3 separate regions of the Homo sapiens genome follow, and all the other regions are linked to region 1. A link is a loop called in an ENCODE intact Hi-C map of the cell type or tissue named here. Cell type or tissue: CD14-positive monocyte. All regions are shown on one strand. Each heading gives the region's core, and the rest is flanking DNA. Links, peaks and the distances in the headings are about the cores only. Region 1 overlaps BASP1 (brain abundant membrane attached signal protein 1). Region 2 overlaps LINC02217 (long intergenic non-protein coding RNA 2217). Region 3 has its middle 32 kb from the start of LINC02111.

Region 1 (10,435 bases), core at 1,262-9,261:
CAGAAGGTTTTTTCTTCTTTTTTAATACATCCTGCCACATGTAGCAAACACTATCAGGAAACATGCATTATTCATTCTCGTCAATAGTCTAATATGCTTTTTAGAGTCTGCTGTGTGTTCACATTGTTATTTATTTGCACTTAACGGGTGGTCCTTTCAAAAGCCCCAGTTATTGCAGCCTAACATATGATTTTACATGAATCACCTGCTCTTTTGGTCAATAAAGGGAGTAAGTGAACCACAACCCGCTCAGGAAATGCAAACTGCAGAGATCATTTCTGTACCATTTCTCTCTTCCATAGACCAGGAAACTAATAGATCATATCACCACAACTAATTTAGAATTCTCCAAACAGAGCTCAAAATAAGGCACAAGGAAAACACTTAGAGCAGCTGAGATATTTCTGCTGCTTCTTAATGGACTAGACAGACCATGATGGGCTTGGAGCCATGACAGGCTCGATCAATGTGGCCACCTGACAAAGACAGGCTGGTGATTAGGGAGAAGAGGGGAAGCCTGCCTACTCCAGAAATAACTGCAATTTATTTCCAGTAGTTCCTGTCTCCAAAAATAAAGGGCTGGTTCACACTTTTCACGACCACCTAAAATTCTTACATATTGACATTTTCATGTATCAATTTTTTTTGGCACCAACAGCAAATGTAGTATTTTCAGTCCTAATGCTATTTCATATTTTAATGATTTTCAGTGAAAACCATCTAAAATCCTTTATGTATGTCCTTGACATACTAAACAAAGAATTTGCTTTTTCCTTTGTCATGTTCAGCACTAACAGGGGTTTGGTAAATGTTTGCCAAATTAATAAAAGAATGTATTCAATCCAAAGATGAATACTATGCTGATATGGTTTGGCTGTGTCCCCACCCAAATCTCATCTTGAATTGTAACTCCCACAATTCCCGTGTGTACTGGGAGGAACCCCGTGGGAGGTGATTAAATTATGGGGGCAGGTCTTTCCTGCACTGTTTTTGTGGTGGTGAATGAGTCTCACGAGAGTTGATGGTTTTAAAAACAGGAGTTTCCCTGCACAAGTTCTCTTTTTGCCTGCCACCATCCATGTAAGACATGACTTGCTCATCCTTGCCTTTCACCTTCCCCCATGATTGTGAGGCCTCCCTAGCCATGTGGAACTATAAGTCCAATAAACCTCTTTCTTTTGTAAATTGCCCAGTCTCGGGTTTATCTTTATCAGCAGCATGAAAATGGACTAATACATATGCAGTGTGCCATTTCCAGATTCTACTGCCATGTTGAGTTCAAACAGCATAGTGTGACTTTCAATGACATTTGTCATCTGGTCCCTCCTTATAAATTCAAATGTATCTCCCCAGATTTCTCAAGCAAATGCTTCACCCCAAATTGTCCATGCTCACTTTCTGCTCCACACTTTTGCCTTCTTCAAATTTGAGCCCTTTAGCTACCTAAAAAACCAGGCACTGAGCCACAAGGCAACACCCAAGGTGTGAATCCCAGAGGGCTGTGACATTTAAAAACATAACAGAGGGTATTTGTCCCCAGCCATGGAATTCCAGAGACGATGCATTTCATCCCCAGACTTGGGGATGAAACACAAACTAGAATTCAATACCAACTGCCCCTTACTCATGATGTGACTCAGAACAAAGTCACTTCAACCTCTTATTTGCCAATGTTTCTGTATAACGTGTCTAATATTGGGAGTGAAATTTATGTAAACAGGAATCATCTGAGAAGCTTGTTAAAAATATAGGTGGGGGGAGTGTTATCTCTTTCCCAAGATAATTAATTAGTGGGCTCAGCATGAGTCCCAAGAATCTATTTTCTACCAAGTTGACCAGGTAACACCAAAACAAGTAGTGCAGGGGCTGCATGTTGAGAAATACATATACATAGCATTTGCAGTGACTTTGAAAACTAATGCTTTTGCATCATCTGTAAAACCTGAAACATGAAAATCCCAAAGACCAATGTGATTACTGCTGGTTACAAAGCTAAAAACAAGCACAGCAGAAAACCTAGCCAGGTCTAACCGAGAAGTGAGTGTGCACAGAACAGGTGGTGTCGGCCCCAGTGAAATCTCATCAGCTATAGAGATATACTGCCTTTGAGTTCTCTTTGCTACCAGAGCCACAAATAAATTAGAATGACCCAGACCTACTCTCCCTATCAGAATTTCCCCAGCAGCCAACTGCCGTCTTGTTAGTACCACAGTTTAGCCAGAGGAGGCAAGATATAAGCAGCCTGTATGGAAAAGCAAGAGCAGTGTGAGCAATTTCAAGAACCCCTGATGATAACACCAGGCCCTGGGCAGTCCCCTTGCTACCCCAGATGCTCCTGTCACTGGCAGGGGAAACACAGGAACGGTGCTGTTTGGCTCTGTAAGCTCCTTTCTTACACAACATGAAGCTTCCATTGTTCAAGGTTTATAGCCTGCCCTGTGAGACAATACTGTTTTCAGAAGCCTCCATTTTATGTAATTAAAGTTCACATTTCAGAAAACAGGTTTTCCTCTTTTAGTTCAAGCGGAACTTTGATGGCTTGCCAATAAGTTTTGGATCTCAATCCAATATACTCTGTGAAAAAAAGCACATAGGCAAGGGGATGAGAGACCACGTTCAGCTATGTGACCTGGGGCAGGGAGTCAGCCTCAGTGAACTCAACCTTTGCCTACAGAAGAAAATAGAAGGGGAGGTGGTTGTTAGCATTAAATGGAATATTTGCAGTAAAGGATATAGTTCAGCTCACTACACACAGTAGGTATTCAGTACATTTTACCTTCATTTACCTAAAACCATTTCCCAGCTCCATTCATGTAGAATAGAGAATAACTCTGAATTTCAAGATTAAGTAAAAGATCGGTGGGACCAATTACTGTATTCAACACAGGTAAACAATAGGAATTGATTCAATTATAACAAAAAGAATCACTCTTTTTGTTTTGTTTTTTAATCACTCTTTTTAATATTTAAATTCTAGGTTATAGCCTGCAATATCTGTTATATAATCTGTAGATTCTAAGAGCAAGTAAATGTTAATAAATCTCACAATGATAAAAACAGCCTCCTCACACTGGTAAAAGATGAATGCCATCCAGGAATACAAATGCCTGCATCCAGTATATACAGAAAAATGTCTCCAAGAAACTATCAAAAGGGAGAATGAGCCTCAAAATGTGTTCTAAGTCCCAGGAGAGACTCTATTTAAAGCAACCTCAGCAGATAGTGTCTTTTCCAAACTATTTCCATCTTACTGGCTTTAGGTTAGGTAGAAAGGTTGTGATAAAGGACCATGTGCCATATTCTGTTTCACCCAGTTCACTTGTTTGGGGTTCAGTTAAATTATCAGGAAACCTTTTCCCTAGAAATATTTTTTTTTCCACCCACAGCTATAAAATCCTATATTCAAACACAAAGTAAAGCAAAGAATTACTGGAGATCCTTCCTCAACCTTAGCATGCAATTAAGGCCACAAGTCAGCCACCAGTATTTTTTTCCTATAGGCTTAGAGAATCACTCTCCTTAGAAAAGCAGCCAATATCATTCATTGTACTTGATTTTTAAAACTTGAATTTTTAAACGATTTCTGTTCAACTTGGGATTCAGTCTCGTTACAGCCACTAAACTAGCTGCTGACATTAAACAAGCCACTGTTAACCTCCCAGGGTTGGTTATTTCATTTGTAATATAAATGACTAGAATTGTATCCTTTATGTCTATAATTTTTAGTTTTTGCACAAACGTGCAGTAATAATGTATACACACAACTAGATTCTATTGAGCACTCAAATTCACTTATTTATTTGAGAAATGACACAAACATCCAGGCACTGCACTAGAAGCAGGGCACCCAAAGGTCGACCCTGACTGCCCATAGATCTTTCCATTCTACATCATAGGAAAACTATGACTCTTAAAAGGGTCAAAGGTAGCAGAGCCGATGCTAGCCTGTGAGCTAAATTCTGACAGTGTGGCCTTAAACAATTTTAACAAATAAACTACAACAGAAAAATCAATCTATTCCACAAGAGTTAGAGTAGAAAAGAACTAGGCAGGCTCCTAAATCTTTCCTAATGTAGTTTTCTGGATTCACCTTGGAATGTCCTTCAAATTGTTTGTGCTCTGAGATATGGGCCAAGGTGGAAGCTGCAAAAAAGTGGGGTGCAGGCAAGTCATGCAGATACCAGACAAATGAAGAGCATGTGAAACCTCAGATGTCAACAAGAGGACACCTCAAGATTCCCTCAGCTGGGTGCAAATTCCTTCTGATTCAAAGACCAAGTTTCTACCCTACACACTCAGCCCATGCCTCCTTCATGTGAGTATCTTGAGTTCCCTATCTAGAAACCTACTCTGGTGTGCAGGACGTTGCTAAATGAAATATACTGGTGACAGCATTAGTCTTAAGAAATCATGAAATTGCAACAGATATGTTTGAGGAAAGGCATAGTGTCTTAATAGGAGTCAAATGCAAACATTGTCAACTTGAAACAGAAGGTGGAAGTGAAAGAGATGCATTTAACATGAGCAAATTTACCTGATTTATACAAGCTGGCAAAACTCTGCCTCAGTGATGATTCTGAATGTTCTATTATTTACGTCCACAGTCAGCCTTGCATCTCTACAACTTCCTACCCTGTAACACCGTCAAGAGTGGTGAGTGATGTGTTACACGTTGCAACACTTCCTGATCGACACCAGGCATCCAACGTGGGGCAAGAGGTTTCAAAATACATAGTGGCTTCAGATTAGCACAGGTACCACAGATTCCACATGATTCTCAGATGTTAAGGAAAATACAGAATAAAAGCTTGGAAAGTAATAGTAAACTATGACTCATGAGTCTGTTTTAATGGGAAAAAAAAACCTAGTGAACTTATTATAGTTTTAAGTGGGTAGATTACTATGTCATTAATGTGAAATGGAAGGACCTAAAATAGATTAAAAATTGAACCAAAGGGAAGGAGGATTTTTGTTAGAACAGCATGTCCTAGCTCTTGTGAATCTACACCTGTCCCTCACATCTCTAAGATTTCTTCTAGAAAATAAATGGATTGAGTCACTTCATCTCCAAAATTCCAGGTATCTCAAACACTAATACAATAAATACTAACATAGAAAGATTTGCAGGTCCAAATCTTTTACATGTTTGGAACAATGGGTCCAAATAAATAAATAAATAAAATGTTGCCAGTTAGAATAAATGATCATGTAACATGAAGAGGGGAAAATATCAAAGCTACACCTTCGTCAGTTCGAAGAAAGCAGAGGGTGAATTGAAATTATCTACGACCACCTGCAAAGAGGGAACATTTACCAAGATACCCGTCAGTCTCAGAAAATTCTTACTTCCTTTGGTGTCAACTGAAATCGTCTGTCCAATGTGGGATCTCTTGCAATAAGGATATCCAACATAGATGGTGCTTTAAGATTTATTCTCTCTGTTTTTATATTGGGCCTCTTTGCCTCTTTTTTCTTATTCAAACCTAAAATGTCTTCGGATCAGTCCTAAGCATGGTACATACTAAATTTCAGTATTCTAGATGACAGGATTCATACTTTGTAATGATTCAAAGGTGGGATCTGCAAATCTTCTCCAATTAAAATCTGATAAATAAATGTGATTATTCAAAAACTGTATTGAGCACCATGATGCACTGCAGATCCGTTGCAAACTGAATGCTTTTATCAACTTACCTCCCTTTACTTATTCACACAGACTTATTTCATTGGTAACATAGCTGTGAAAGTGACAGAACTGCATTTCCAAAAAAAACTACACTAGAATCCGAACCATCATCTAAGTCAGGCAAAAGCATCTTCCTTTACTTGGAATTATGGAATCTTGATTGTGATAGGTGATCCTAGTAGATTCATAGCACTTCCCAAACTCAGTCTACAAGCCCACCCTTGTAACACTGCCATGCATGAGTGCAGCTTGTCTGGAAAGGAACAGGCACTTTAAAAATGAACACAAAAGATGAATTACAATTATGTTAGCAGATATTTGTTTTTTCAATTACAAATAAATGAGAACTAACTGCTAAAAAGATAATCTGCTTATGACTATTTGCAAATTAATTATTCTCACTTGTCATAATCAACACTAATTTACCTTCAAGATGCTAAAGTTTTCCTGGTTTGTTCTCTGAGAAAAAATATATATATATTTTTTCCCTTAAAGATCTAGTCTAGTTCAAATTACCAAAAACTCAAGTATAGTACAAATGGAGATTTGTAATCTGAACACATCCTAAAGCTATCAACATGCAAGTTCTACTTATAATGCTTTTCCAAAATAGCTACGTACATCTTTTGCATAAAACAAAAAAAAACACTAGATACAGTAATTAATGTTGAAGGATTTCTCTGTTCCATAAAGCCTCCTGAATGTGTCGGTGGTCTTCTCATCACTGGTGAGTAAAACACACGTAAATTTGTTAATAAAGCAAGTATCCACGCTCTCCCTTGATCACAGATTCCAGTCTGTAACCCCAGGTATCGGGATGCACACAGATGGTGGTCAAAGCAACATAAACTTCTCAATTTGGTAATTGAGGGTCTTCATGATTAAGACAATAGTTCTGAAAGATATGGGTCATTCTGAGAGATTGGGAAGGACCATGATTAATCAGAATTCCAGCAAGACTACACAGAAAGAAACAAAATAGAGAAGAAAGTGGGGAATCTAATGTCATACTGTGCATCTGTTCTCCTAAAACCATCATTACACTTGTAAAAGATCATTATAAGCCAGACATGGTAGCTCATGCCTGTAATCCCAGCACTTTGGGAGGCCAAGGTAGGAGGATCACTTCAGTCCAGGGGTTCCAGACCAGCCTGGGAAACATAGTGAGACCCCCATCTCTGCAAAAAATACAAAGAATTAGCTGGGCATGGTGGCGTACGCCTGTAGTCCCAGCTACTGGGAAGGCTAAGGTGGGAGAATTACTTGAGCCCAGTAGGGTGAGGCTGTAGTGAGCCATTATCACGCCACTGCACTCCAGCCTGAGTGACAGAGTGAGACCCTGTCTTAAAAAAGTAAATACAAATAAACAAATAAATAATCATTACAGAGATAAGTCCTTTTTAAAGTAACTAAATATTTTGAACTTTGAAAATAATGAAAAAAAAACCAATTGATTATTTTATGATTTTGTCAGATGATTTTACTTGCCAGATTATGAGCTAGAAATTCTAGAATTCGTCTTTTCTTCTAGAGGAGAGGTGAGTATACTGGGCTACCTGAAGTTTTATTGGAACACAGCCATGGCCATTCATTGACCTATTATCAGCAAGTGCTTTCACACTCAAGAGCAGAGTTGAGGAGCTGCAACAGAAACTGCATGGCTGGGAAAGTCTAAAGTATTTATTATTATCTGGCCCTTTAAGAAAAACTTGACTGACCCCTGCCCAGAGTCTTAGATGAAGGTACTTCACTAGTGACTCAGTTCCTATGATCAGATGAGAGTGTGATTCAGGTCTAAAGGATATTGCAAAGATTAATCAGGAACTTTTTGGTTTGCAACAATATTATCAGTGAAAAACAATGTCACATGGGAACTTTTTAAGATTGGGAAACAAGATAGTCTTTTTGTTTCTTAACTCTAATTCCTTCTTCTATGTATTCTGCCTGAGAGCAAAGAGACAGGTTGCTACACAGCACGTACCAGGTCAAAAACTCTGGACACACAGGTTAAACTCCCCAGGAGGTGTGGTGCCAAGGCACAACATCCACAGAGAACATCTCCAAAAAACGTGCTTGGGTGTCAAGCAAGAGTTCCATCCCTTTCTGCTGCATGGCACACAGCAAGTAACCTAACCTCTGAGCCTGTTTTTACACAAGTACAAAATAGGGATAATAATACCTTTACATGAGAGGGGATTTATAAAAATTAAATAAGACAATAAAGACTTAAATGCTCCCTCTTGAGCAGATTACATGGTCTTGTGGCGCCCTTCTGATTATCTCCTGCCTGCCCACCTCTAAAGTTAGAATGTTCATGTTTGCGATGTTTCCATAATACCAAAAAATAATAGCCGAATGGCAAAAATGAAGCTAAAGAAAACACAGCTGTTTCTTATCATGAGCTTACTCCCCAGTCACAGCTTCCCTTTAATTCTCCCTAGACCTAGCTTTCTCATCTCCAAGTCCCAACCTAAGCTCCTCTCCTCTGCCCTCTGTCCATGACTTCCTCCAAAGGTTCAAGGGGCTGTCATCCTTGGCGCTCACCAATTCAGTCTTGGTGCACTTGCTGGGAGACCCATCCAGTTGAAGGGTTTTGAAAGCCCTCTGGGATACTGAGGATTCTTTGTCTACACTCTAGCGCCCACTAGATTATTTCTTGAGCTTCAGACTCATGCACATAGTGGTCTACAACTGACCCAACAGGATGTCCTTCAAACTCAACATTTCCCCAAGTGAGCTCATCACTACCTTTCTCACCTACCCGAACCTTCTTTCTCCTCTGCTCCCTCCCAAGAGATTAGAACCACATCCACCCCATCGCCCAGCCAGAAATGTGGGAGTCTTTCTGGACCAACTTTCACCACCACCACCGCTACCCTCACATCCAATGCTTATGTTCCACTAAATATGTTCCACTAAAATATGTTCATAACTCCACTGCTAGGTGCTAGAAAACAAAATATGAGCTGAAATACTGCATGGCCTTCTGAGAAAGCTTTTGTTCTTCCCTACCTCCTCCTGCTGCTAGACAAAGACAGTTGGAGCTCCAGCCGCTGTTTGGACCCTTCCACAGAAACCAACACTGTGGAAGGAAGAGCTGAGAGATGAGTCTGAAATCTTTTTAACATATATTTAATGGTTTTGTATTGATGTAAAATCATTTTATATATTTTAGGGGTACATGTGATATGTTGATACTTGTATACAATGTGTAATAATAAAATCAGGGTATTTGGGATGTTTAATGCTTTTGTATTGATGTATAACCATTTTATGTATTTTGGGGGTACATGTGATATTTTGATACTTGTATACAATGTGTAATGATAAAATCGGGGTATTTGGGATATTTAATGGTTTTGTATTGACATATAATCACATTATATATTTTGGGGGTACATGTGATATTTTGATATTTGTATACAATGTGTAATGATAAAATCAGGGTATTTTGGATATCTGAAATCTGGAAACTTGATCACACCCCTCAACTACCAGATCAGCCCTAGAACCCATTTCTGGAATTTAACATATGAAGAGTTAACCTTTTCTCTCACGTAAGCCATTTTAGTTTTAGGTTTTCTGTTCTATGCAGCAAAATCTAAATCTAACAGCGTGTAGATCGCTCAAAACCACTCTTCAAACACCAAAAATTCAGGTTAAAATATTTTGGCCGGGCGCTGTGGCTCACGCCTGTAATCCCAGCACTTTGGGAGGCCGAGGCGGGCGGATCACGAGGTCAGTAGATCGAGACCATCCTGGCTAACGCAGTGAAACCCCATCTCTACTAAAAATACAACAAATTAGCCGGGCATGGTGGTGGGCACCTGTAGTCCCAGCTACTTGGGAGGCTGAGGCAGGAGAATGGCATGAACCCGGGAGGTGGAGCTTACAGTGAGCCGAGATCGGGCCACTGCACTCCAGCCTGGGCGACAAAGCGAGACTCCGTCTCAAAAAACTAAAATAAAAATAAAAATAAAAATAAACTTCAATACATTAGACGATACAATATTCATGCGACCCCTTCCCCTATGATCATCTCTCAAACAAACTTTTCTCAATGACCAGTATTTGGAGTATAGAATCACTTAAAAATGCCAAGTCTGTTCATTGACTTCTCCACATAAATTATATATTGATGCTGTAAAAAATAAATAGTAACAAAAAATTAGACTGATTGTTAATAGTTACCATAAAGTCAATGCTGAAAATTTCAGAAAAGAATAGACAAGTTCATCAAAGAACACACTTTTTACGAAGTGCAAAGTTTTGTAAAGAACAAAGCGACCTTTTAAAGTCAAGTGGAATATGCCCCAAATTAAAATCAGGGCCGGGCGCGGTGGCTCACGCCTATCATCCCAGCACTTTGGGAGGCCAAGGCAGGTGGATCACTTGAGGTCAGGAGTTTGAGACCAGACTGGCCAACATGGTGAAATCTCATCTCTACTAAAAAAAACATACAAAAATTAGCTGGGCGTGGTGGCACATGTCTGTAACCCCAGCTACTTAGAGGCTGAGGCACGAGAATTGCTTGAATCCAAGAGGCGGAGGTTACAGTGAGCTGAGATCACACCACTGCACTCCAGCCTGGAGGACAGACCAAGACTCCAGTCTTAAAAACAAGAAGAAAAAAAAATTAAAATCAATGGTGTACCTCAGTATAGGTGGACAAAACAGCACTAGCAAGAAGGGTGTCAGCAATAGGTAAAAATAAAAGGAAATCCTTAAAACACATTAGAATGAGAAGCC
Region 2 (10,435 bases), core at 1,576-9,575, 180 kb before region 1:
AATCCCAGCACTTTGGGAGGCCAAGGCAGGTGGATTGCTTGAGTCCAGGAATTCAAGACCAGCCTGGGCAACAAAGCAAGACCTTATCTTTACAAAAAAAAAATATTAAAAAAAAAAAAAACAGACAGAAAACTAGAGTGGGCCAAAGTTAAGGGCTCTAGAAGTTCAATTCCAAAAGGAATATTTATTCAGAACGCATCAAAGGGTCTACTGGAATTGGAAACACAGTCATCATTCTTAAGGATAAGAACAGCCAATTCCTTAGATGCAGGTCTTCTGAGTCAGTGGACTCCACACTCCTGGGCTTGCATCCAGATTATCATCGACTTCTGTACTGATGCTTGCAGGGGAGGCTCCGTGGACTCCCTGTATATCTGGACACACAGAAAAAAAGGACAGTCAAGTTTTTCATGTTGGACAGTAAGAATTTAATTTGTAATCTCTATTTGTCACATATGTCCATACTTTTCTTTGTGATAGTCTCATCTGAAGCTTCTGGAAAAATAGGGGAAGATCTTATGGACTGTTAGGTTGGAAGAACATAGCTGCCCAAGGCTTCTTAAAAGTTGACCCTAAGGGGACTTGTGGTTATAAATAGAATGCCGTTAGTTGCAGGAGAATACAATCCTGTTAGACTAACTAAAAACGACAAATTAATTGCAAAAAAAATCCATATAAAGAGATCAGTGAATTATGGAAACAAAAAGAATTAAAAGAACAAAAATTCCAGAGAGCAGAGTGTTTTGCCAAGATTAGCTACCTTTCACAGGCTATTTTCTTTCTTGGGATGTTTGCTGATTTGAAACACAGATCAGATCTGGTTCATGCAGAAGCACTGTAGGAAGGAAAGAGAAGCCAGCAAAGCTTGTGGCATTCATAGAAGCAACCACAACAATTTGGAAACAAAAGTATCCCCAAATGCCTTGCCAATTTTCCTCATAGTACCCTTGCTAAATTGAGGCTGAGTAAAAGGTTAGGAGTTTCTGCAAAGTAAGTTAAAATCTTCAGAAGTCCCATAATAATTGGGAGGAAAAGTTCCACTGGAGGAAAGGAGTCTGCTCAGAAGGTGGCTGGTCTCCCCAAGATTCTCATCAAATTTGGATGGAGCATACGGCAGGATACTACACAGCCCGAAACTTCCACTTTCTTTCAGAGCTGTCAATCAACAGTGTGGAAGAGACAGGCCTGAGGAATAAAAACATAGCTAGAAGTGGAGAGGATTTTACTAAAATGTCAACCCAGTCTTGACCTAGTTCAGCCTCTTGGATTGGGGTGATCACCTCCTCACCTTATCTGCCCCACAGAGAAAGCACAGATTCCTATCTGGTCGAAGTAGCATCATACAGAGCTTTGACATGTGCTTTGTCCACAATATCTGGCATACAGTCACATATTACTAACATAAAAAGAGGCAAGAGATTGTGATCAATTACCAGGTGAAACATACAAACAACATAAGCAGATGCAAAGAAAGAAAATGATATTTTATTTAGCATCTTAAAATTACATTTTGATACAATGATCAATATAGTAAAGAGATTGAAAGACAATATGAATGAAAGTGATGAAAAGATGTGGGGTTCAATCATTGAATCAAAATCTGTAAAAAGTAATTGCTCTAAGACTGAAAAATACAATACTTGAAATGAAGACCTCACCAGATGAGCTGAACAGTATAGCTGAAGATTGGCTCAGTGATCCCAAAGACAGATCAACATGAAGTATTTGACTAGAGCACAGAGAACACAAAAGAATACACATATCAGTCACATGCAAATCATAGTGCAAACCCCTTTATTCTTATTATTGGAGTTACTAAAGAAAAAAGAAAGAATAGGGAGAGACAAATATGTAAAAAAAACATAGTCAAGAATTTCCCAAAACTCTTAAAGCTAGCAATCTTTACATTCAAGAATCTCAGCCAACTCAGGATAGCTAGGCATTTTACAACTAAACTGCTGAAGATGAAAGACTTGCTGTTTCTAATAGGCTAGATGATCAATGTGCCACAGTCCTTATTTTAAACCTAAATAAAATATTTCACAAATTATTTGAATATCGCTAGTTTAAAAAGGAAATTCATTTCAACAAAGTCAAAACAAGGAACAGATGAAAGACGGATAAATTGCGTTTATCATTTGAAGGTTGTAGCTGCTTTTCAAAACAAATAGAAACCATTTGTTTCTAATTGTCTCATAACTGAGATAAATAAAACCAATTTTAAGGAGAAACTTTATGCCTGACAAGTATGAGTTAATTGGAACATTGAGAAAATAATTCAAAAGAAATGGAGCTTAGAACTTTACATCTTAACTCTTACTTTGTTTTGTTTTGTTGTTTTTGAGATGAAGTTTCGCTTTTGTTGTCCAGGCTAGAGTACAATGGCACCATCTTGGCTCACTGAAACCTCTGCCTCCTGGGTTCAAGCTTCAGCCCCTGAGTAGCTGGGATTACAGGCATGTGCCACCATGCCCAGCCAATTTTTGTATTTTTACTAGAGACGGGGTTTCACCACGTTGGTCAGGCTGGTCTCGAAATCCTGACCTCAGGTGATCCACCCGCCTTGGCCTCCCAAAGTGCTGAGATTACAGGCGTGAGCCACTGCACCTGGCCTTAACTCTTACTTTGTATGTTGAAAGTAAGATATACACTGTACGACATACTTTGTATGTTGAAAGTAAGATATACACTTTGTATGCTGAAAGTAAGATATACACTTTGTATGTTGAAAGTAAGATATACACTGTAGAAAGCTTGACTGAGATTGCTCACATACCAGAATAATAGAGAATCAGGTATAATTGTGGGTAGAATCAGAAGTAAGAAAATAATATTTACTGAGCCCTTAATAGTGCCAGGCATTAGACTACATTTCTTACAGAGAGCATTGCAGATATGAAATGAACTTCACATAGATCACACATGGATGTGGAAATGAACTCATTCATTAGCCTGAATGCCCGTAAGGTAAATCATTTTAGACAGTACAATATCTTCAGCTCCATCTCAGTTCTTTTTTCATTCCATTGAGAAATAAACATTCATTCTAGCTGCCAGCTTCTGGATTTGTCTGAAGTGTTGCAGATCCAAGTGGAATCAGCCTGGATTCCCATCGATTTCTTTCTTCAGGAACTGAGCTCGTGTTCCTCGTCTTCTTCCTCCTCTCAGACACTAGCAAGCCCTCTCGCTCTTCACTTGCACCATCCCCTCCCCACCCACAAGCCTGACTATGAAGTGGGATGTCACCCTACTTTTGCCTCCCCTTCCAGCACATATATTCATTTCATCTTAAACTGTTTCCGCTAATCACTTTGGGAAACAGAGATAATTAAAATCATAAGCATGAAGGGAAAAAAAATGAAATCATAAACATGAAGGGATTCAAAAACTCATCATTTGCTTGGAGCCATGCTTCCTGGAGCACTCTTTATTCTACATCTCAAATTATAACTAAGCACAGTTGGGATTCTGCCCCTCTTCCCCCACCCGTCTCAGCTAATTTATTTCTGGGTCCTATTCATTGATTGAATTAAATCCTACTGATGTCATGAAAACATCCAATATTTCCCTGCTCCAAGTGCTCAACTCACAACCCTGAGGCCCACCAGAAGAGGTCTCTGCTGACTCTACCAGCTATTTCCTCCGTAAGGCGGAAATCTCCAAGGTAAACAATCCACCAGCACCTGGTACCTCTCCTTACCCTGCCTCCTTGGAAGAAAGGGAAAAGAGAATTTAGCAGAAAAAAATTCCTCAAACGTAACAAAGTATCCCAGCCCCTTTGGACAGACCTATGTACCCATCTGTCATAAGTAAACCCATACAACAAGAATGTTGCCATGTCTTTAAAAATTCCTGAGGTCCAGCTCGGCGCAGTGGCTCAAGCCTATAATCCCAGCACTTTGGGAGGCTGAGGTGGGTGGATCACGAGGTCAGGAGATCGAGATCATCCTGGCCAACAAGGTGAAATCCCATCTCTACTAAAAATACAAAAATTAGCTGGATGTGGGGGAGCATGCCTGTAATCCCAGCTACTCAGGAGGCTGAGGCAGGAGAATCGCTTGTACCCGGGAGGCGGATGTTGCAGTGAGCCGAGATCAGGCCACTGAACTCCAGCCTGGCAACAGAACTACACTCCGTCTCAAAAATAAAAATAAAAATAAACAAAAATTCCTGAGTTCCTGGCTTTCAAACCCTCAATGTGTCTCCCCTATTCACTCAATTGAGTCATTATCTTTCCAAGCTAGACACATAGGAGCTATCTTTTCCTCCTTCCTTGTCCTTTCCATTTGATCTATGGTCATCACTTATTCCACTATTTATTTTATTGCCCCCTTTTATCCTCACTCTTTTTCTCTTGTATGTTGAATGTATCTGCTAGTTATATGTTAGTCACCCTTGAATTATCTTGAAAGAAACTGACAACAGCTGATGTTTCAAAGATTGACTTTCTATACCTGTTCTGTACTTTCATTTTAGTGATTATTTATTCTATTGTTTTAGCTTAATACTGTTGTTTTCGTACCTTAAATGACCTTGTTTCCCACAAAGCAGAGGGGTTTTTTTTTCGCATTTCCTATTTAACACTTTATAAACACAATAACCTAGGAAACAGGGTTACTTTATATCTACCTTCCGCTCCTCCAGCTTTGATTCCTGGCACACAGCATGAAAAGCAAGCAGAGGAACACAGCAGTTAGCAACTTTCACCACTTTTCATCTGTTCTTCCCCATTATTGAATCCATCTAAGGAAGACATCACTGTGACTGCCGGGAGATGTCAGGCCTCAGAAAGGAAGTTGAAAATTATGTAAGAAATGAGCCCAGTGACCTCCATTTCCTTGCCTCCTTGGTAAATAATTTGTGGTTTTCCGAAACTGGAGGCATATTTTAGAGTTCAAGCAAGGTTGGCAGTAAATTGTCCCAAGGATCATAAAAATGTGCACACAGGGTTTTGCAGACACCAAATCAAATAACTAAAGTGAAGTGAAACCAAAACAGAGCAGATGCGTGTATGCACAGGCATATCCCAGTCCCAGAACTGCAGACAGAGTTGTCTATCTTTTACTGTGTAACATAAATTCTAGAATATTAAACAGTTCAGTGGTAGGGAGGTTCAAGACACTCTTCCTTTAACCTCCAAAATATTTCTAACATCCAGTTTTGACTGTTTTTGTAAAAGAGGTAGCTCATGGGTTACAACTTCAAACTTCGGAACAATTCAGGGCTTAGCAAAGCCGTTGTCCACTGTTCTCATCTTCCGCATGTACTAAGAGAGGTTGGGAAGGGAAGTCAGAGCTGTTAGTAAAGAAACTATGAGGACAGAGGTGGGGCAAGCAAAGACACATGCTCTGGTGTTGGAAAAAAAGAAAAACAAACTTGAGGATCCTAGCAGGCTACAGATCATAGGGATTAAGAAGAAACTGGCTCAAACTTAAATACTAAGTGTTCACTTCTATTTCCCTTCTGAATAAAACGTTAAGTGATTGTGCCAATACCCTCCAGCAGTTAGCAGAACAGTCCCAACTAGAATACAGAACTCGAGACAGTAAGTTCACGGCTCAGTGGACATATACCCAGATCGCAAACCCTTACAAATAGGAATTTCTACATCCTCCCAATCCCTCCTGTGTTTTTCTCAAGGCACCTACCGGAAAGATCCTCTTCAAGAGAAACCAGGTCATAAGGCTTGTTCACTTCTCAGCTGCAACCATGCAATGGATCTTGAAATCACACAGAGGGAGAACCAGAGCCTCACAATGGCCTCCAGGGTGTCCACCATCTGCTGAGCTTACACCTCCACACGTTCTGCCACCCTCACCTCTCAGGCCCCTCCAGCTGAACCCCTTTTTCACTCTGTCCCAACCAGATGGGGCTCATCGCCACCTCTGTGTCTTTGCACTTTCTACTTCTCCCCCAGAGATCTTCTCACCCTGTTCTCTCTTCTCCCATAAGTCTCTGCTCAGACATTACCTTTTCAGGGAGGCCTCTCTGACCATATCATCTAAATGGGTAAATGACAACTCTTGAACACTCTTGTCCCCCACCTGGCTCTGCTTTTGCATATGGTACTTACCCCCTTCTTTTTTTTTTTTCTTTGAGATGGAGTCTCGTTCTGTCACCCAGCCTGGAATGCAGTGGAGCGATCTCACCTCCCTGCAGCTTTCACCTCCTGATTTCAAGCGATTCTCATGCCTCAGCCTCCCAAGCAGCTGAGATTACAGGCATGTACCACCACAACTGGCTAATTTTTGTATTTTTAGTAGAGACGAGGTTTCACCATGTTGGCCAGGCTGGCCTTGAACTCCTGACCTCAAGTAATCCCTCCACTTCAGCTTCCCAAAGTGTTGGAATTACAGGCATGAGCCTCTATGCCCAGCCCTCACCTTCTTATATTCTGTATATTTGTTTTCTCCCTCACCAGAGTGTGAGCTCTGTGAAGCCAAGAGCTTTCCTCCCTTTTCTTCACTGCTGAATCCCAGCATAAAAAATTATGTCTTGTACACAGTAGGATTCAACAAGGAGATCTATGTGTTATTTATATGTTTTTATATATCTCATTTACATATATGTTGTTTACATATATATCTTACTAACATATATCTCATATAGGTATATACACAAATGGTCCCTAACTTATGATGGTTTCAACTTTACAATGGTGTGAAAGTGAAACACATTCAGTAGAACCTGTACTTCAAGTAGCCATACAACCATTCTGTTTTTCATGTTCAGTACAGAATTCAATAAACTACATGAAATATTCAATACTTTATGATGAAATAGACTTTGTGATAGATGATTTTCTCCAACTGTAAACTGATGTAAGTATTCCACATTTACATGTTAAGTGTCTAAGCACATTTATAGTGGACTAGGCTAAGCTATGGTTTTTGAAAGGTTAGGTGCATTCAATGCATTTTTGACTTGGAATATTTTCAGCTTACCATGGGTTTATCAGAACATAACACATCATAAGTTGAGGAGCATCTTTCTCTCTATCTTTCTCTCTCTCTCTCTATATATATATATACATATATATACACATACATATACATATATATACACACACATATATATGCTCTGTATATATATAGAGAGAGAAAGAGACAACTCTGTTCTCTGAGTGTGTGTGTGTGTGTGTGTGTGTGTGTGTATGCACAGGCACAGAAGAGACAGAAAGAGAAATCAAATCATCCATGGCTAAATTTGAGAATAGATTTGTGTAATTATCTTTATTTTCCCAATCAAAAAGTTAATGAAGAAATGGAACTGACAAAAACAAGTACCAAGCAATATTATACTTCATTAAGGTTTTTCTCTTTTGATTTAATGACTAGACTTATTATAACTTCTTACGAAATAAATTATTGAGCAGAACACAGTTTTGTTGGGGACCAGGAATTTTCAGACACTCGGAACTCTATCCTAGTCTATCCTCTGGGTCTAATGGAAAGTTACTTGCTCAATGTTTATGTGAGCCAGGAACCAGCAGAAGTGGGTGGATAACTTCAGTCAAAACACAGGGAAATTTTAGAGGATGATGGCTGTCAGAAGTCCAGTTGCATATCTGGAAGCCATCTCTTCCTTTATTCATGACTTTAAGGACAAGTGGACATTTTTGAAAAGGTACATGGTGGTTTCTTTATACTTTGGCAAAGAGTCACTGTGGACTCAGGGTGTCCCAGACACAGGGAGCAGAGTGAGTGGCAGAGGAATCTAAGGGTGGTTCGTGATGACTGTTTGATCCAGCAGACACTTTTTAGACGTCTAAAAGGTTGGCATTTTATGGCCTATTTAGTCATTTAAATCCTCATGGGCCTTTGACCAGCAGAAGTGGGTGAATAACTACAGAGCAGTTCAACCTGAACTTCCAATTACAAAAAAGAAAAAGTGAGGGGGCAGGGGTTTGCTGGTGAATGACAGTCTCCTCCCTGAAAAATAAAACAAAATTAAAGTTAAAATAAAACAAAGTTAAAGACTACTGAAAACTAATCTAATAATATTGGCATTTCTTCCCCAAAAATATCAGCTTTAAAGAACTGAATAGAGAGTGGTGGAGAGACTGAGCTTTCCTTTGTTATCGTTCTGTTTTGATCATTTCACTGCTCCTACTTTATTTTAATAATGCGGCCAAAGACTGATTCAACCTCTCTCTCCCACTTTAATAAAGGTTCATTAGTGGATTAGGAGAGATTTGAAACCGAGCCCAGTGGAGTCAGCAGAGACAAGTTCCAAACGGCCATTCAGCACATTTTGAAAAGCGCCAAGCTAGCAACTTGGAAAACAGCCACCAATAAAATGTGGGTGTACTTGTGTACATGGAGCCCCAGTGGACAGACAAAGCACCCCTACTTCCAGGAAGGGCAACATGGCTCACCGAAAATGTTCAAGGCAAAGATTGTTGTGTCTACTCTGAGCCAACCCCAACAAAATAAATATAGCCCAACCACATGGAAAATCAGGGAGAAACTGATGACCACATATATTATTATAATCAAAATAAGTGAATAAGTGCAGCCACTTGTGCTACTCTGGGATCCCAGCATCCTCTTCGAAATCTACAAGCCCTTCTCTATGGAAGCAGGTCCCACAGTCCTACCTGGCCTACAGAGAGGGTCAATCACAGGTGTTTGCAAGCATGTAGGTGGTTTACACATCAATGCTTCACTTCCTTCTAAGCCTTCTCCAAGGGTGAAACTAAGGAGGGAGCTGTTGACTTCATCTTTTTTCCCCTGTTTCCACAGGTCTTATCAAAATTATTTCTGATGATATTTTCAATATGTACATAAAAATTCCACTTCTATTAGTATTACCAATAATGATAACAAGCTAACAATTGAGCACTTGTGAATTTTTCTAAGAACATTACAGCCGTTGGCTCATTTAATATTCAGAACCCTGTAACACACAATAACCCACACTCTTGATTGTCTGACTTAAGCCCTATCTATAATCTCCTTTCTCTCCCAAATTCAAGCAAAGGTGGTCAGGAGATACAAATCAGGCCCATAAGTGAGTTTCTGCTTATTGGAAATTTGAGAAAAGCTTTGATTTTCTGATAAAAAGGCAGACTCAGCAAAAATTCTCCCATGCCTCTTTTCCCTTCTTTTTGTATGAAAAGTAGAATCGCACACAAAGTATGGCAGAGACAAAAAACCTCATTTCTCTCACACTATTGATCAGCAGCACCTGCTCTTTGGGTTTCTCTTTGTTTAAGCTACTGTAAGTCATACTTTCTGGTACCTTCAGGCGAAGATATTCCTATCCGGTGCCATTTATAGGTGAGGAAGCTGAGACATGATAAAATGAAGCCATCTGTCTAAGATCACCCAGGTGGGAAATGCAAAAGCTTATCTTAAACTCAAACTCTTTTTTTCCCAGAGCCCACATTACTAACCACTATGGCATGCTGTGATGCCCCTGGCAACCATTAGATTAGAAATATGGACATTCTAGGCTGGCCCAGTGGTTCACACCTATAATTCCAGCACTTTGGGAGGCCCAGGTGGGCAGATCACTTGAGCTCACAAGTTCGAGACCAGCCTGGACAACATGGCAAAACCCCATCTCTACTAAAAACGCACACAAAAAGAACCCAGGCATGACGGTGCGTGCCTGTAGTCCCAGCTACTCAGGAGGCTGAGGCAGGAGAATTGCTTGAGCCGGAGAGGCAGAGGTTGCGGAGAGCTGAGACTGCACCACAGTACTCCAGCCTGGGCAATAGAGCCAGAAAGGAAAGAAAGAAAAAGAAAGGGAAGGGAAAGGAAGGGAGGAGGAAGGAAAGGGAAGGGAAGGGGAGGGGAGGGGAGGGGAGGGGAGGGGAGGGGAGGGGAGGGGAGGAGAGGGGGAAGGGGCAAGGGGGAAGGGAAGGGAAGCCGCACGCCACCACACCTGACTAATTTCGTATTTTTAGTAGAGATGAGGTTTCACCATGTTAGTCAGGCTGGTCTCAAACTCCTGACCTCAGATGATCCGCCCAGCTCGGCCTCCCGAAGTGCTGAGATTACAGGTGTGAGCCACTGCGCCCAGCCTATTGTGATTCTTTTACTCAAGTTCTCTATACAACTTTCCTATTAGCTACAGAAACACAAAGTCAAGTTCTGGATCCTCTTGCCTCTGCTTGCAACTCTGTTGCCATCTCGCCCATCCTAGATCTAGCCAATACTTCCCTTTAATTCTTTAATTTTAAATGCTTTTAATCTGTGGAATATGCCAGTATGCCAGAAGTTCCCTAACTATATTCATTTATATGATGCCAAGGGAAAATGGAAAGAGGAAGAAAGGAAAGGGGGTGGGGGATGGGAAGGGGAAGATGGGGGAAGGGAAGAAAACATTGTTATAACTAATTTTACCAGAAGTGATACATTGTGTTGGGATAACCTTTTTAACTTTCTATTTGGAAATAATTTTTAACATTACAAAGGGTTGCAAAAAT
Region 3 (10,435 bases), core at 1,442-9,441, 100 kb before region 1:
AGGCAGGCACGGTCCTCTCTAGGAGAAAATCTGGCAGACATGCATACTTCACAAACATGCAACATAAGAAGGAACTGTGAAAACACGTCTATACTTTTCCCAAGGGCACCTTTTGTCCCTGCACATTGGGGCTCTCCTGGCCTGCGGGAAGTGTACCCGTGTCCATCTCATTCTCTCTCTTTCCTCCCTTCTGTTCTACCCTTGTGAGGCCCAGTTTCTCCTGCCCTGTTTCTCCCAACACGTGCTGCCAGCTGGGGCCTCCGGGACCCATGTCCCTGGTTCCATGCTGAAGCCAGCTCCTTGGAGCTGGGGTACCCATCTATCTCAGGAAACACCAGGGGTCTTTTAGACTTTTCTTAGTGAAGTAGTCACAACCCAAGAAATATCTTTCTCTGGTTAATTTTGAAGGATTCCTAGCATGCTTTGTTGTGATTGAAAAATTCTTTTCTTTACAAAGGGTAAGGAAGAAGGGTAGCAGAGGGTAGGAAAAGTTGAGACTAGAAAACTTGTTTTCCCAGTGATGAAATAATCCTTCCCCCAAATGATTTTATTCTTAGGGGCTCTTAAATTTCATTCTGTAAAAAAGAAAGTTCGAGCAACCTAGCCTGGGAGAAAGAGGAGAAATCCGCAGACCAGAAGAACAACTGGCCAGAGAAAAGTGATGTCAGAAAGCAGCATGCTGGAGGAGCAGCTCCAGCAGAAGCCCTGGAGAACAAGGGGAGATTCAAAATCACTGGACTTGACAATGAGGAGAGAGATTATGACCTTCAAAAAAGCAGCGTCAGCAGAAAGGAGCGGTTACGCTTTGCTCGATGCAAGTTACCCAGAAATCATCCCCTCTAATCCTGTACTTCCTGACATCGCTTTCCCAACTTTTTGTAAATACTCATATGTCAGGCTCCTCCAATTCCATTGGTTAACTCAAGAAAGCAGAAGAAAACTTTATGTGAGTAATAAAACTGTGGGTTTGGTGATACTCGTGATCATTTGTAAAACCACATGTTTTAACACGCACACAGAAAATTCACTTTCAAAAAACAGTTGTTGCCAATTTTCTGTTCTCTGTCACAAAGTGGCTCCAGGTTGAGTTTCCAAAGCCTACATATTTGTGGCTGCCTTTCTGGAAAAATGCTAACAATGAACTCCACATCCAGCCTCGTCTCAAGCAGATTTCTGTTGGCCGCAATTATGAGAAGGTGTACGAATCGGTCCATACCCTAAACATCCATGCTATTCTCCGTTTTTGTATCCTTATCAGAAAACTAAACCACATCCTCAAGCTAGTGTTTGTTTTTAAACCAAGCAGAGTTTCTGGCATCCTTGTTTAAGGTACTGAAATTTTGTGCAGATATCTTTACCACATGCTTTGAACTTCACCCATCAGTCATGATTAAATGCTCTCAATTCCCACACCCCTGTGTTCATGTATGCTTTCATTTGCAGATAGAGAGATAAAGATATATAGAGAGAGATATACACAGATATATATACAGATATATCTACCATATATATAAAACTATATATATAATTTGAAGTTGGTCATGACTTTAGGTACTTTCATTCATCTAATTATATTACTAGAAGCTCAATCCTAGGAATATTTGCCAATGAATACTTTCAAAGTTGAATCCCACAGCCAAATGAATTAGTGTTATAAGATGGTACCGTTGCATTCAATAAACCTTACATTTAATGTAACATGCAAAACGTTTTCCAAACCACCAACCATTCCCAGACTGTTTGAAATACAAATACGTCCACAGTAGCATGGCCTAGATGATTTCTTATGTCCGTCGGACTAAGCAATTTCATAAAGATAGCTGATTTTTAACAGACATATTTCAAGTTCAATAATGCAAACAGATGAGTCAAACAAAAGCAGTATTAGTGTTAGTATCATTCAGGGTTCTTTAGAGAAAAAAATTAAGAGGATGTGTGTGTGTGTGTGTGAATATAAATACATATACATATAAATGTATATGTACACATTTTTCAGAGAATTACTTCAAGGAATTGTCTTGTGTGACTGTGGGAGTTGGCAGGACTGAAATACTTAGGGCGGGGGACAGGATAGAAACCCTACCAAGATTTCTACTTTATAGTCTTGGGGCAAAGTTTCTTCTTCCCCCGAGGAAGCCTCAGTTTTTGCTCTCAGGCCTTCAATGGATTGGTTGAGGCCTACCTGTATTATCAAGGCTAATCTCTTTCACTTAAAGTCAGTTGATTGCAGATATTAACCACATCTACAAAATACTCTCACAGCAACCTCTAGATTAATGTTTGATTAAATAACTTAATACAATAGCCTAGCAAAAGCGACATATAAACTCGACATCAAAGTTGACTATCACAGTGTGGCAGTCCTTATGAATACAGAATGTAGTTCCAATATCAGCAAAGTCTAAATCAGATTGGGACGATGTTGCAAAGATATTGAAGGCATAGCTCCTTTTGTGCAAGAGAAGATCATCTAATGAGATAAACTGACAGTCATGGAAAATTGCATAAACATACATATGCTACAACCACACAAGCTGAAGAGAGACATCTCTGCAAGGCCAAAACCCAACACCAATTAATTCATTGATTTTAGTCCTCTGTACACTTGTGCTATCAAAACAAAAATCATTTGTCTTAAGAAAACCATACCATTATTAAAAAGTAAAAAAATTACAGATGCTGCCCAGGTTGTGAAGAAAAGGGAATGCTTATACACTGCTGGTGGGAATGTAAATTAGTTCAGCCATTGTGGAAAGCACTCTGGCGATTTCTTAAAGAACTTAAAACAGAACTACCATTCCACCCAGCAATCCCATTATTGGGTGTACACCCAGAGGAATAGAAACCATTCTACCACAAAGACACACATACACATATGTTCATTGCAGCACTACTCATAATAGCAAAGACAAAGAATCAGCCTCAATGCTCAATGGTAGACTGGATTTTTAAAACGTGGTACACACACGCCATGGAATACTATACAGCCATGAAAAGGGATGAGATCATGTCCTTTGCAGCAACATGGATAGAGGTGGAGGCCATTCTCCTAAGCAAACTAACGCAGGAACAGAAAGCTAAATATTGCATGTTATCACTTATAAGTGGGAGCTAAACATTGAATACATATGGACACAAAAAGGGGAACACAAACACCAGAGTCTACTTGATGGTGGAGGGTTGGGGGAGGGTGAGGATCGAAAAACTCCCTATTGGGTACTATGCTTATTACCTAGGTGGCAAAATAATCTGTACATTAAACCTCTGCAACATGAATTTACCTATGTAACAAACCTGAATATGTACACCTGAACCTAAAATAAAATAAATGAAAACCATATCACATTAAAGAAACAATGTTATCTTAGGGAACAAGGTCTCAAATTATACAAATTTTAATTTTGCCCAGGATATGTAATAGTTTTCTGTTGTCAAGGTGATTACTTTTTTTTCTTTTTCTTTTTAAATCCTTTTTTTTTTTTTTTTTTTGAGACAGAGTCTTGCTGCCAACCAGGCTGGCGTGTAGTGGCAACATCTTGGCTTACTGCAACCTCCACCTCCCAGGCTCAAGCGAGTCTCCTGCCTCTGCCTCCCGAGTAACTGGGATTACAGGTGTGAGCCACCACATCCAGCTAATTTTTGTATTTTTAGTAGAGATGGGGTTTCACCATGTTGGCCAGGCTGGCCTCGCACTCCTGGCCTCAAGTGATCCACCCACCTTGGCCTCCCAAAGTCCTGGGATTACAGGCATGAGTCACCACGCCCAGCCATGATTACTCTTTTATCTTGACAGTATTATATAAAATAATTATGAAGCCACCTTATGAATATTCTACCCAACTTCCTTAAAGCTTTATCATATAAAAGAGCTATCATTAAGGAAATGAAAAAGATGAAGGACAAGGAAGTTGCTATTATGAGCAGAATCACTTTTATCCTGGTGGCCATACTTCTTTTACATCCTGGTTTCACTTCTTTTTTGTCCCTTTACATTTTAAAAAAGAAACTACCATTAGAAAACCAGAACTATCAAAATATCAAATCTCTTGTTTTGAGCTTTGTGATAGTTAATTTTCCTGTCAACTTGGCTAGGCTATGGTGCCCAGTTGTTTGGTTAAACACTAGTCTAGATGTTGCTGTCAAGGTATTTATGGATGTGGTTAACATGGAAATCAGTAGACTTTTAGTAAAACACAATACCTTTCATGATGTGATGGGCCTCATCCAATCAGTTGGAGGCCTTAAAAGCAAAGACAGAAGTTTCTCTTAGCTAAATTTCCTACCAGTCTGCCCTACCAATTTTGGAGTTGTCACTCTCCAGAATCATGTAAGCCAATTCCAGTCAATCAATCAATAGATAAATGTATGTACACATGTATATATGTATATGTGTGTGCATATGTATGCATGTGTGATATGGTTTGGCTATGTCCCCACTCAAATCTCATCTTGAATTCCCATGTGTTGTGTGAGGGAGCCATTGGGAGGTGATTGAGTCATGGGGGCAGGTCTTTCCTGTGCTGTTCTCATGATAGTGAGTCAGTCTCATGAGATCTTATACAGCAGCATGAAAATGGACTAATACAGTGTGTGTACTGTTTCTCTGGGAACATTGACTCATTGACTAAGGCAAGCTTTTTTTTTTTTTTTTGGTTTGCTTATAAATATTTTAGACAAGAGATACAACTTATTGTAACAAAAAAATCTTTTATATACCTGTGTGTTAGTCTGTTCTCACTCTACTAATAAAGACATAACCTAGACTCGGTAATTTATAAAGGAAAGAGGTTTAATGGACTCACAGTTCCACATGGCTGGAGAGGCCTCACAATCATGATGGAAGGCAAAGGGGAAGCAAAGATGTGTCTTACATGGAAGTGGGCAAGAGAGCTTGTTGGGGAACTCCCTTTCATAAAACCATCAGTTCTCTTGAGACTTATTCACTGTCACCAGAACGGCACAGGAAAAACCTGCCCCCATGATTCAATTATCTCCACCTGGCCTCGCCCTTGACATGTGGGGATTATTACAATTCAAGGTGAGATTTGAGTGGGGACACAGCCAAACCATATGAGCTTGTTTTACCAGTAACTAAATAATTTATTTCAATGGTATGAGATCATCTTAAGTTTATTTTTTCAAAATATATGTATCTTTTATTTGGAATCTGATTATAAAAATAAATTGTAAAACATAATGACACTGAATAGTTATTGGATGATACCAAGAAATGTGTTAATATTTTTACATGAAACAATGGTTTGCAGTTATTTTATCAAAAGGAGAGTAATCTTTTGAAATATATATTTGGTACCTTTATGGATAAAGTGATAGAAAATTAAAGTCTTTCTATGGAATTGCTTTTGGCATTTGTGTTTTTAGTCACTCTTTTCACTTACATTTATTTATTACACTTACATTTCACTTACCTTTATGTTTCTTTTTATAAAAATAAAACAGATGGCCAGGCGCGGTGGCTCACGCCTGTAATCCCAGCACTTCGGGAGGCCGAGGCAGGTAGATCACCTGAGATCAAAAGTTCCTGACCAGCCTAACCAATATGGTGAAACCCCATCTCTACTAAAAATACAAAAATTAGCCGGGCGTCATGGAGCGTGCCTGTAATCCCAGCCATTCGGGAGGCTGAGGCAGGAGAATCGCTTGAATCCAAGAGGTGGAGGTTGCAGTGAGCCAAGATTGTGCCATTGCACTCCAGCCTGGGCAACAAGAGCAAAACTCCATCTCAAAATAAATAATAAATAAATAAATAAATAAGACATATAAGATTTGCTACAAGAAAATTTATTTCAATAGTGTGACTACATCCTATTTAATTTCATGTTGTATATTTTTAAGGACAAGAGAAGGAAAAGGAAAAAAAGTTCACTGAATGCTTCCTATGTGCCAGGCTCTGTGTAGGTTATCTTTTAATTCTCAGAGCAGGAGTGGTGGATGGTATTTTAGTCATTTCACAGTGGGGAAAATAGTGGTGATGGAAGTGAGTATCAGTGAGGATAACAGACTGCTTCAACTTAGCTTAAAAGTAGAGAGATGGACGTTCTTCCACGAGAGTCGTCGGGGTTTCCTGCTTCAACAGTGCTTGGACAGAACCTGGCGCTCGTCCCCCACACCGGCCGGCTGCCCATAGCCAGCCCTCCGTCACCTCCTCACCGCGCCCTCGGACTGCCCCAAGGCCCCCGCCGCCGCTCCAGCACTGCGCAGTCACCACCGCGAACGCAGCCGCCTCTCCTTAGTCGCCGCCATGACGACCGCGTCCACCTCACAGGTGCGCCAGGACTACCACCAGGACTAAAGGCCGCCATCAACCGCCAGATCAACCTGGAGCTCTACGCCTCCTGCGTTTACCTGTCCATGTCTTACTACTTTGACCGCGATGATGTGGCTTTGAAGAACTTTGCCAAATACTTTCTTCACCAATCTCATGAGGAGAGGGAACATGCTGAGAAACTGATGAAGCTGCAGAACCAAGGAGGTGGCCGAATCTTCCTTCAGGATATCAAGAAACCGGACTGTGATGACTGGGAGAGCGGGCTGAATGCGATGGAGTGTGCATTACATTTGGAAAAAAATGTGAATCAGTCACTACTGGAACTGCACAAACTGGCCACTGACAAAAATGACCCCCATTTGTGTGACTTCATTGAGACACATTACCTGAATGAGCAGGTCAAAGCCATCAAAGAATTGGGTGACCACATGACCAACTTGTGCAAGATGGGAGCACCCGAATCTAGCTTGGCGGAATATCTCTTTGACCAGCACACCCTGGGAGACAGTGATAATGAAAGCTAAGCCTCAGGCTAATTTCCCCATAGCCGTGGGGTGACTTCCCTGGTCACCAAGGCAGTGCATGCATGTTGGGGTTTCCTTTACCTTTTCTATAAGTTGTACCAAAACATCCACTTAAGTTCTTTGATTTGTACCATTCCTTCACATAAAGAAATTGGGTACCAAAAAAAAAAAAAAAAAAGTGAAGAGATAGGAGTCTCTCTCCAATACCTATATATACCCCTTCCCATTGTAGTGAACTACATCCCTCGGAATAAGGAGGTTACATTATTATTGAGTGGCAAGCCAAAACAATCATTTCACAGAATCCTTCATGCCAAATTAGATATCTATGCATGACACAGAACCTAGAAAGACTTGGGTTGTGTTTCAAAGAAAACTTCCCCCAAAAGAAAATGAAGATGATTCTATATTCATGCCATTTATAGCCATAGAAGATCATGATATCATCTTTTCTGAAGGATTTTTTTAAAATCACAAATGCAGACAAGATCAGAAAAATGTACATATTGCATTTTATGAATGCAAGAAAGTGGACATATTGAGCAACTCTGTTATGAATGAATTGGATATATGATCTTATAGAGGGGGTTATACTTAAAAGTTTATGTTTTCTAACAAATATGTGACCACATATTCAGTGTAACCACTATTATCATTTGAACCTGAGGTCACCTTAAGTTTTAACCTGAAAGGAATGGCATGTATTTTGTGTTTGCGTGTGACAGAGTCTCACTCTGTCACCCAGGCTGGAGTGCAGTGGCTCAATCTCGGCTCACTGCAGCGTCAACCTTCCAGGCTCATGCCATCCTCCTGCCTCAGCCTCCTGAGTAGCAGGGACTACAGTCATGCACCACCACAACCAGCTAATTTTGGGGGTTTTTGTTTGTTTGTTTTGTTTTGTTTTGTTTTGTTTTGTTTTTTGGTAGAGATGGAGTCTCACTATATTGCCTAGGCCGGCCTCAAACTCCTGGGCGAAAGTGATCCTTCCACCTCGGCCTCCCAAAGTGCTGGGATTACAGGTGTGAGCCACCGTGCCCGGCTGGCATGCATTTATTTCACTTTGCCCCTTCAGGGAGCCACTTCACTGATCATTCTTAGACTGCAGTTGGCATGACTGGATACACTCTGTTCTCCTTCCAAACACTGCTTCCTTAGCACTCAAGGCTTTTTAGGTAGTGGACACTGGCCAGTCTAAATGGATTCCAGGTGTTCAGCGTGGAAACTGTATGCCTCTTCCTGGAAAGGATAAAGATTTGCTGTGGTTAACTTGGAAACCAAAGCAAGAGGGTGATTTGGGGCTGTCACCTGTGATGCTTAGGATCATTCTATTATTATGCTTTCTTAGTTTCCACTCCTGTGGAGCCATTCAATCAATTGGCACTCGGCTAATTAACAATCTGAAAATTACCATGGTTAAGGAACAGAGGAAAAGTACAGCAGACATTTAATTATGTGAACATTAGTCTCTGGTTAGACTGCTTTATTGATAAAATTTGCTGAAATGGGTAAGATTTTCCCGTTGCTAGGGCAACCTGCCTACAGGAATAACCAATCTATACATCATTCCAGCAAGCGGTCTTTGCAATTTAATAAAAGAAAAAATAAATGTAGCTACAGAGCCACATTGGAGAGAAGACACAAAATAAAATACAGAAGGGAAAATGATAATGCTTGAGATGGTGGGTGTTGGGTTTGAAGATTGGAGTGAAACATGGCTACTTTCCCGAAAGAAGGCCAACTCTAGGAAGGATACAGAAGAAATAAGATATAAGCAGCATATGGTCTTTCCCCTTCTGTCATCTTATTTTTTTACCACTTCCCCTTGCTCTCTCCTTTCCATCCTCATTGGACTTCTGGCCGTTTCTCAAATGTGCTGTGCGACCTCCCACCTCACTCCATATTTCCTCATTTGTCTGCTTGGAAACCTCTCCCCAGAAACACACATGGTTCCCTCTCTCTCATATCCTACCCTCCTCTTATCAGAGCATTCTTTCCTGACCATTATTTATGAAGTAGCCCCCTGCCACACCCACCACTGTCCTTGACTATCACTTTATAATACTTTCTTTTTTTCTCCAGAGCATCTTTCTCCATGTGATATTACATATGCATTTGCTGTTTATTCTCAGTTTTCCTTGCTGGAATGGAAGCTGTAGTAAGATTAAGATTGTTTTGGTCATTGCTCTGCCTTCAGCATCCTGAACAGTGTCTTGTTCTTTGTGCACACAGATTATTATTTGCTAGTATGTGAAGTTCGGCTTCTAAATTTTTTAATTAAAAAAATAAAAATAGAGACGAGGTCCCACTTTGTTGCCCAGGCTGGTCTCAAACTCCTGGGCTCAAGCAATCCTCCCTCCTCGGACTCCCAAAGTACTGGCATTACAGGGGTGAGCTACTGCATCCAGCCTGCTCCCAATCTTTAAAAATCTAGTTAGGAAAAAAAAAAATCCAGTTAGGGAAATAAAACCAACATATGTAAAGCAAGCATAAAGTGTTAATATGATACAAATCAACAAGACAAAAACAAACCCAAAAGCAGTGGCAATGGGATACAGAATGGGTTAGAAGAGAAAAGAAAAAGCATTCTTAGGGAAATAGGACTTTGGTCACTAGCAGAAAAATCCTTCTAAAACATCACGTGCGTCCTACCAGTCCTGAGCTAGATATTGCCTATTGATTCTTCACAGGGGCTAGAAGTATGGAGACCACATTTCACAGACGCCCATGCCGGCTTGGTTCCAGCCAAGGATCTGCCAACAGGAGGCTCTTGTGGAAGGTTAGAAGGAAGAAGGAGAGTACACATCTTTCCTTTTGAAGCCTTAGTGGTATCTAAGCAGTTGGAAGCAGGTTTCTGTAGCTCCTGACCTCTGAAAACCACACTCTCCTTTCCACTCCTCCAACCCGTCTAACAATTGTAATTTAATTCTATTGTAAATCTAAATCTAACCTAAATCTAATGTAAATTGTAATCTAATTCTCCATATTAAATACCTCTTTGCTGGAAATATCTGAAGTGTTTTTTCTTTTTCTTTTCCTGACTTAATCTAAGCTGAGAACCTGCTACTTCTTAGCGTATTTATTCTTTAATTCATATTCTCAATTAAATATGACTTGAATTTATATTCTTTAATTCATATTCTAAATTCTAAGGTTTACCTGGTGGGGAAGAAGGCTACACAGGCAACCACCCTCAAGAAAGCTCTCTCCAGATCATGTAAGCCCAGGAGTTCAAGACCAGCCTGGGCAACAAAGTGAGACCCCATCCTACAAAAAAATTAAAAAAGTAGTCAGGCATGGTGGTGCATGCCTGTGGTCCCAGCTACATAAGAGGCTGAGGCAGGAGGATCTCTTGAGCCCAGGAGGTTAAGGCACAATAAGCCAAGTTTGTGCCATTGCACTCCAGCCTGGGTGACAGAATGAGACGTTGTCAAAAAAAAAAAGAAAGAAAGAAAGAAAGAAAGGAGAAAAAGAAAAGAAAGAAAGAAAGAAAAGAAAGAAAAGAAGGAAGGAAGGAAGGAAAGAAAGAAAGGAAAGAGGGAGGGAAGACAGAAAGAAAGAAAGAAAGAAAGAAAGAAAGAAAGAAAGAAAGAAAGGAGGGAGGGAGGGAGAGAGGGAGGAAGGA

What was found. Peaks named below come from ENCODE experiments on the same cell type or tissue, not always from the same donor. Only the 100,000 strongest peaks of a DNase experiment are listed, where the experiment ranks them.
Region 2: it touches region 1 in a loop (2.0-fold over the local background); 2 of 110 quality-filtered maps call a loop at or near these places.
Region 3: it touches region 1 in a loop (4-fold over the local background); 2 of 110 quality-filtered maps call a loop at or near these places.

The regions. Positions count from the first base shown.
Region 1 is chr5:17,249,826-17,260,260 of GRCh38, reverse strand. The region is part of intron 1 of BASP1 (brain abundant membrane attached signal protein 1); the gene reads right to left. Among named protein-coding and RNA genes, the nearest start is that of BASP1, 37 kb to the right of the region's middle. In CD14-positive monocyte, for the core only: no CTCF peak of the experiment used is centred there; DNase peaks (open chromatin) are centred at 2,320, 4,390, 4,660, 7,470 and 1 weaker place; H3K4me3 peaks cover 2,603 bases; H3K27ac peaks cover 7,539 bases.
Region 2 is chr5:17,431,408-17,441,842 of GRCh38, reverse strand. LINC02217 (long intergenic non-protein coding RNA 2217) reads right to left here. Exons shown (of 2, transcript NR_134275.1): 2 at 149-374. Among named protein-coding and RNA genes, the nearest start is that of LINC02218, 7.4 kb to the left of the region's middle. In CD14-positive monocyte, for the core only: no CTCF peak of the experiment used is centred there; DNase peaks (open chromatin) are centred at 4,772 and 5,272; H3K4me3 peaks cover 2,046 bases; H3K27ac peaks cover 2,935 bases.
Region 3 is chr5:17,350,251-17,360,685 of GRCh38, reverse strand. It overlaps the pseudogene FTH1P10. Among named protein-coding and RNA genes, the nearest start is that of LINC02111, 32 kb to the left of the region's middle. In CD14-positive monocyte, for the core only: no CTCF peak of the experiment used is centred there; DNase peaks (open chromatin) are centred at 4,535 and 4,885; H3K27ac peaks cover 1,355 bases.